Linked DNA regions of Homo sapiens: region 1 is linked to region 2. Evidence: chromatin contacts called from ENCODE Hi-C or POLR2A ChIA-PET data. All regions are on one chromosome and are shown on one strand. Each heading gives the region's core, a stretch centred on a gene start or an enhancer-like site at or near the end of the contact. The rest is flanking DNA. Distances are from core to core; before and after follow the strand shown. Region 1 holds the start of LINC02219 (long intergenic non-protein coding RNA 2219). Region 2 has its middle 15 kb from the start of LINC02997.

Region 1 (3,340 bases), core at 557-3,056, 380 kb before region 2:
GGTCTGGTGATCAGAGGAAAAATACAGGAAGATAAGCATAGACTCCTGCCTCCCACCCCTCCAGCCAGATTGTGTGGCACATGCTCCTCCCATGTTAAATTCATAGAGATTTTCAATACTATAAGAATTCAAGTACTCTGTTCAATTAAAGGGTGGAGCATGATCCATTTCCCAAGAATAGTAGCTTCATGACTCTATGGACAGAGCGCTTGTCTAAAGATGCAGGCTCTAGTCACTGCAGAAAATGCACTCTAACAGGTGACAATTTGAGGGCCTACCTGAGAAAGCAGCTAAAATTGCCTCTTTATTTTGGTTTCTCTGTTTGCTAAGTTGTAATTACAGCCCTGACCAACCTTAAGAGTCACTGTGACCCCCTCAGGGCTGAGTTTGCACAAAGTCTCCCTCCCATAGTACAAGGGGAGCTGCTTAGGGGGCAGGAGGCAGGGAGAGGTCCATTCCCCATGGTAGGGCTTGGGGGATGTAGTTGCCCCCTCCCTCTCCCTGTCTCTTGTTGTTCAAAAAAATGATCTTAAACTACAAAAAAAAAAAAAAAAAAAAAAAAAAAAGAAAGAAGGAAAGAAAGAAAGAAAGGAAGAAAGAAAGAAAAAGAAGTCAAAGTCACTGTGTAGGTTGGGAAGGCTGCAAACTGGTTAAGAAAAATCAGTGTGGGAATTAAAAATACTAAATTAGCTTTGCAAATATGATACTTTTCAAAATTAAGTAAACCTGCTTTTTTTAAAAAAGGTTAATCTTTAACATTTGCATTCATCATGGCCACATGTGCTCGCGCTGCTGCCTGCCTTTTGCCATCTTAATTGCAATATTCACATATAAGTAGGGTAAGTGAATGTGTGTGGGTGGAGGGTTGGGGGATGGGCTCAAGCAAATAAACATAAAACTCACTCAAGGTCCTTTTGGGCTTGACATTAATGAATGGAACAAGTGGGGAGATACTATTTTCATGACTGCACTAACTACGTGTGGTATGTAAAGTCCATATGAAAAAAAGACAAATAGGCCAGGCATGATGGCTCACGCCTGTAATACCAGCAGTTTGGGAGGCTGAGGCAGGTGGATCACCTGAGGTCAGCAGTTTGAGACCAGTTTGGCCAACATGGTGCCATCTCTACTAATAATACAAAAATTAGCTGGGACTGGTGGCAGGCACCTGTAATCCCAGCTACTCGGGAGGCTGAGGCAAGAGAATCACTTGAACCCAGGAGGAGGAGGTTGCAGTGAGCCGAGCTGGTGCCATTGCACTCCAGCCTGGGCAACAAGAGCGAAATTCCGTCTCAAAAAAAAAAAAAGAAAAGAAAAAAAAAAAGTCAAATTAGGTGTTATCTAGACAACAAACAAATTCATAGTTCAGTTTCTTTACATGGTGAGTCCTTTTTTTTTTGAAATATGCTTAAAATATCAAAGTTTGCCATATACCAAACTTTTTAAGGAATATCTCTTATTACAAAAACAAGGGCAAGTTTGTATCCAATAACATTGGTTCCCAAGCCTAGGAAAAACAGACATTTTAAAATACACTTGCCTTTTTTTAAAAAAATTAATCAAACTGTTAAAATTTCTCCCATTATGACTCCTTTTCCCCTATGTTTGTAAGGTCTTATTCTTCTCTACTTCGCTCCAAGTTCCCTTCCTCTCTGAGATCTTGGGATGTTCTTGTGAATCCTGGTCTTACCTTGGCTGGGCCCTCACTCACTTCACTCACTTCTCTGCATGCAATTCCAAAGCTATGCTGAAACTACTTGCTTATATCCTGTCTTCCCCATTAGACTGTGAACTCCAAGGGACCAAGGCCTGTGACTTATTTATTCATCTCTACGTTTCCATGTCCATTGTACAGCCCTGTGTGCAACAGGTGATCAAACAATGCCGAGTGTCCTGTCATTGGACCCTTCTGCTGTCACATCGTTAGCTGTGCATTTCTAATATGCAATATGTCTCTTCGCTTTAATCCTTGTGATTTTCCACTGGATTCTTTTGAGTTTTGATTCTGAGGTTCTTTTTTTTTTTTTTTTTTTTTTTATGAGACAAAATCTCGCTCTGTCACCCAGGCTGGAGTACACTGGCTCACTGCAACCTCCGCCTCCTGGCAATTCTCATGCCTCAGCCACCTGAGTAGCTGGGATTACAGGCACGCACCATCATGCCTGGTTAATTTTTGTATTTTTAGTGGAGAGGGGGTTTGGCCATTTTGGCCAGGCTGGTCTCAAACCCCTGGCCTCAAGTGATCCCCACCCCACCCCCTCTGCACCGCCTCCGCCTCCCAAAGTGCTGAGATTATGGGCGTGAGCCATCACATCCGGCCTGATTCTGAGGTTCTTAATTAAGAAACAGAAATCACGTCAGCTGATGTGAGGCTTACGGAAATTGGTGTGTTTGTGTGTGTGTGCATGTGTGTATGTGTGTTTATGTGTGGGTGTGGGTGGGTGGGCTGAGCATTGTCTCCCTTTCTCTTGCTTTGCTCCTAACTTCCACACCCCACCCTCACACTCTATTTTCATTCCTTCTGATTTCTCTTTTTGGAGCACATCTGAAGGTGAGAAAACTTCATTGTATTACTATATTTGTACTTGCCAAATACTATGCTGAATCCAGCTGCAATTCTTAAATGATTCTGAAGAAAGTGGTATATATCTAGTGCAAAATACATTTCCTTGTAATCTCTAACTATAAGCATCCTCTTCTAGTTTCTAAGTATGGCATGGTGTAAATAAAACTGTCTGAACTTTTTCTAGCATAAAGAAACATAGCCTAGAAATATTCCAAAGTCAGTACAAATCACCCTTTTAAGAATATCTAATGGCATGGGGAATGGTTACCAGAAGGAAAAAAAAAAAAAGCATGGTATAAAGCTAAGTAGGATTGAATTCCATTTAGGTATGTTCATTTTTTTCTCTTTCTTTCTGTGTGTGCACGTGTGTATGTAAAGATTGAAAGGTAATACATAAGAATATAAGCAAGTGCTAATTGAAATCATGGGACTTATAATTACTTTCTTCATTATACTTCTTTTCTGCATCTTCTCAATTTACCAAATTATGATGTACTTTTTAAAACAGAAAAACACACACACACACAAAACCCCTGAAAAATTCAAAAATGAAATAGAGTGCGACATTTAAAAGGAAATCTGTTTTATGTATTGTAGCCTGGGAAAAAGGGAGAGCAAAGGGACTTTTTTAAGTGTAATTTTTAAAATGAAACATTGTTTTGAAATTTGCAAGAGTAGAATAGTGTATTGAGCTTCCATTGGCTTAACCAATTAACCACACTGCCATCATCGTTTCGTTTATTTCCCCCTCCCCATTTTTCCTTCCAAGCAGTT
Region 2 (3,306 bases), core at 556-3,055:
AACAGAAAATGAACTCATAAATAAGTAAAATAAATTCAGGCATTAGTGAGCCTATAGAGGAGATAAAAGACAGTGATGTGCTAAAGAGTCATGAGAGTCACTTCAATTTCTGGTAAGATGGCAGACTAAATAGTCTCAAAATAAGCTCTTTTGTACTATCCCAACATACAATTCAGAAAGAATAGAGAGTTTTTTTGAATGCACAGCCAAACTAGCAAGAAAGTAAGGAAAATCCTAAAAATCAAAAGATAAAAACTAAACAATTATTTAGAATAATACTTCACACTGAATCTCGCTGAGGCCATCTACCAATATGGAATTGTAATGGCAACACCCAGGAGAGGAGGCGAAGATGGAGCAGAAGATGGAGCCTGTGTAAGGAGAAGCGTGAGAAGGGGAAAGTCCCATAAATTCAGGGCCCTGAAGTGCTACCCTCTCAGTGAAACTGCCTTTAAGGAGATGACGAGAGAACTGTTTCTTTGTTTTAAATCTAGGAGGAAGAAAAAAATAATTGTCTCTCTCGAGAATTCATCACCACAGCCCTGCCCTTGTGTGGGTTTGAGGTTTAAATTTATAACACCTGCATGAGCTGGGAAACCCTAAACCGAGAAATTAACACAGTAGTCCCAGTCTGGCAGTGCCTGGGCACCTGGCCAAAGCCAAAGAAAATCCTCTGCTGAGTCTGAACTGAGGGCCTTCTGAATTCCAACAGGTTTTACTTGCTCAAGTAGCTCAAACGTATTGAAAGTCATATAAGAAACATGCCACCATGATTGAGATTCAAAGAATGTTGACAGTTTTAAATGCTCATAGAATAAATGGAGAAACATCAATAATTAAAGACCTAAGTATACAACTTAATAAGTCAGGGGAAGAAGACAGAAAGAAGAAAGAAAGGAAATAAACCATAGAAATAAGTAAAAACAAGGATATAATAAAGAGAATTCAAACATATCAGAAAGTGGGTCATTGTAAGGCCTAGTTAAATAGACAAACCTTGGCAGGAATGATCAACAAAAATGGAGAGAAGGTGCGAAGAATATTAGAAAGTGAAAGGGGTACAAGACTGATATCGTAGAGAATAAGAAGAAGTTAATGTCACAGAATGAATTTATGACAGTAAATTTGAAAACGGATAAAATGGACAATTTTCTATAAAACCAAAACATAAAATTGATTGTAGAAGAAGTAGAAAACCTGAAAATGTCTATTACTATTCCAGAAATTGGATCACAATGTAAAAATCCACCCACTGAGCATACAATGAGAAAGTGCCGTGGGTAGCGGATAGGAGAAGGGTACCCTCATCTAGGCTCAAAGCCTTCCTTAACTGGTACATTTCAGCTGAAACCTGAGTGGTGAGAAGAAGTGAGCTATGCAAAGGTCTGGAGAACAAAATTCCAAATGTAAGGAAAATCAAATGCAAAGCCATCTGAGGCAGTGAGAGAAACAAAAAAGGCAGAGAGAAACGAACAGAAATAAAAGTTAAATGAAATAAAAAAAATAAAATTCTTACACTTGTAAATTCCTAAACAGCTAACATTTATTAAGTTCAAATCTGTGCAAATCATAGAGCTCTGAGTTTTATATACATGATTCCCCGTCCTCAAACATCTTTGCAAGGTAGGTTCTATTCCCATTTTGTAGAAGGGGTAGCTGAGGCTTAGTGCGGTTAAATAAAGTGGCCCACAGACACAGAGCTACTGAGTAGCAGATCCAGGACTCAAACTGGTCTGATATGTAAGCCTGAAGTTTGAACCACTTGTGCTGTGCCTGAGGAGAAAGTGCCAAAAATAAATGCCAAAGGCTGGGGCGAAGGCTTTCATGTGTGGTCACTGGTTCAGCAGCATCATCATCTCTTGGGACTTTGATAAACATGCAACTTCTCAGATTCTCAGGCCTCATCCCAGACTTGAATCAGAAACTCTGGGGGGTTGTGTCCAGTAATCTGTGTTTGTTAAAACACAGTTTTAACAAACCCCTTAGGTGATAACCTCTAGTATAGAGCAACTAGAAAGGTAGAATGTGGTGATGACAATGACACGGACCTAAGAGTTAGACAAACTGGACCCCTGGTTTGAGTCCAGCTCTGCCACTTCCTTATATACGATCTTATACATCACTTAAAATTTCTTAGCCTTGAGTCTCTTATCCATAAAATGGAGATAATTATAGTATGTACATTCAGGTTTTTGTGAGAATTAAGTAAAAACAAATGTAAATATTAGTAAATCAATGCCCTGGCACATTAAGTGTTCAATACATATTTGCTGGTATTCCTCTCTCTCATGCCTGGAGTCTGTCTTCCCTTAGCCTTTCCACAGGTACTCTGCATCCTCACTTTGCACTGGGGAAGAGGAATTAGAAAGATGGAACTATCTGGAGTCTTTAAGTCCAGGTGAAAGATGACAGTATAATATAGTAACTATACTAGAGCAATAGAAGTGGAAAAACAGAGAAGGGGAGGTCTCAAGAGTGGTGTCTAAGGAAGCATGGTTGGAGCTTGGTGCCTGATCAGATGTGGGGAAGAGCAAAACAAAGAGAGATGACTCTGGGCCTCTAGTTTGGCTGACAAGTGAACTGTGGTTCCAGTGAGAAAATAAATTTAGCTGCAAGAACAGGCTTGGGGTTATGATAATGTGTTCATATTTATATTTAGACAAGTGAGTGTGAAGGTGTGTGGGTGGCAGACAGAAAGAGAGAGAGAGAGACTGGAACTATAATATCAGTTGACAACCTGATCTTCCTTGTAATGGAAATTGCCACCTTCTTTCTGTGGGTACCAATGTGTTGTTGGAGAAGGGTGCTACTTGCCAGCCAGCAGGCCCTGCTGGTCATGCCACATTCTGTCGATACCCAGCAATCATGGCTAGGGCTAAGCACAGCCTTAACACAAGGAAGTGTCATTCAGGAGACAGACTGTGGGAAGGGAATGAAGCCATCACTAATGAATAGGCTAATAGGACTTGATGAGCAGTGAAAATCAATGAGGTACAAACTGCCTGCCTTAAAAAATGAGCAAGGTAAAAATGGAAGAATGCCAAACCACAGTTTTATCTCCAGTCTGTGCTAGTCCTCACCTACTGAAACAGAATTCACACTAATCTTGCACCATCCCTGTCATGGTCATGGGTCATGATTATGGATTATGGGTCATAGTCATCAGTTCAGTTTATCCGATTCCGTAATATTAATTATGCATCTAAGTACTGTCGGCTAAGATACATAATTTATATTAATTATGGGCTAAGTACTGTGCAAGACACAGAGACTGCAATTTTTGCTACTCTTCGTCCTCTGCATAAT

What was found. A loop is a pair of places that touch in the nucleus more often than their neighbours do. ChIA-PET counts read pairs that join two places held with the same protein, here RNA polymerase II (POLR2A). Pooled maps may share reads with other maps.
Region 1: POLR2A ChIA-PET joins it to region 2 with 12 read pairs in T-cell. The contact joins the promoter of LINC02219 here to the enhancer-like site in region 2. A Hi-C loop is called at or near these places in 2 of 50 pooled maps. POLR2A ChIA-PET finds 5 or more read pairs at or near these places in 3 of 52 experiments (Caco-2, GM12878 and T-cell).

What each region holds. Positions count from the first base shown.
Region 1 is chr5:68,188,342-68,191,681 of GRCh38, reverse strand. LINC02219 (long intergenic non-protein coding RNA 2219) reads right to left here and starts at 1,806. Exons shown (of 3, transcript NR_105003.1): 1 at 1,691-1,806.
Region 2 is chr5:67,807,049-67,810,354 of GRCh38, reverse strand. No RefSeq gene overlaps it. Among named protein-coding and RNA genes, the nearest start is that of LINC02997, 15 kb to the right of the region's middle. RefSeq lists a silencer at 481-540. Within about 2 kb of position 1,805, at least 4 of the 41 ENCODE cell types and tissues checked have a DNase peak (open chromatin) inside an H3K27ac peak, as active enhancers do.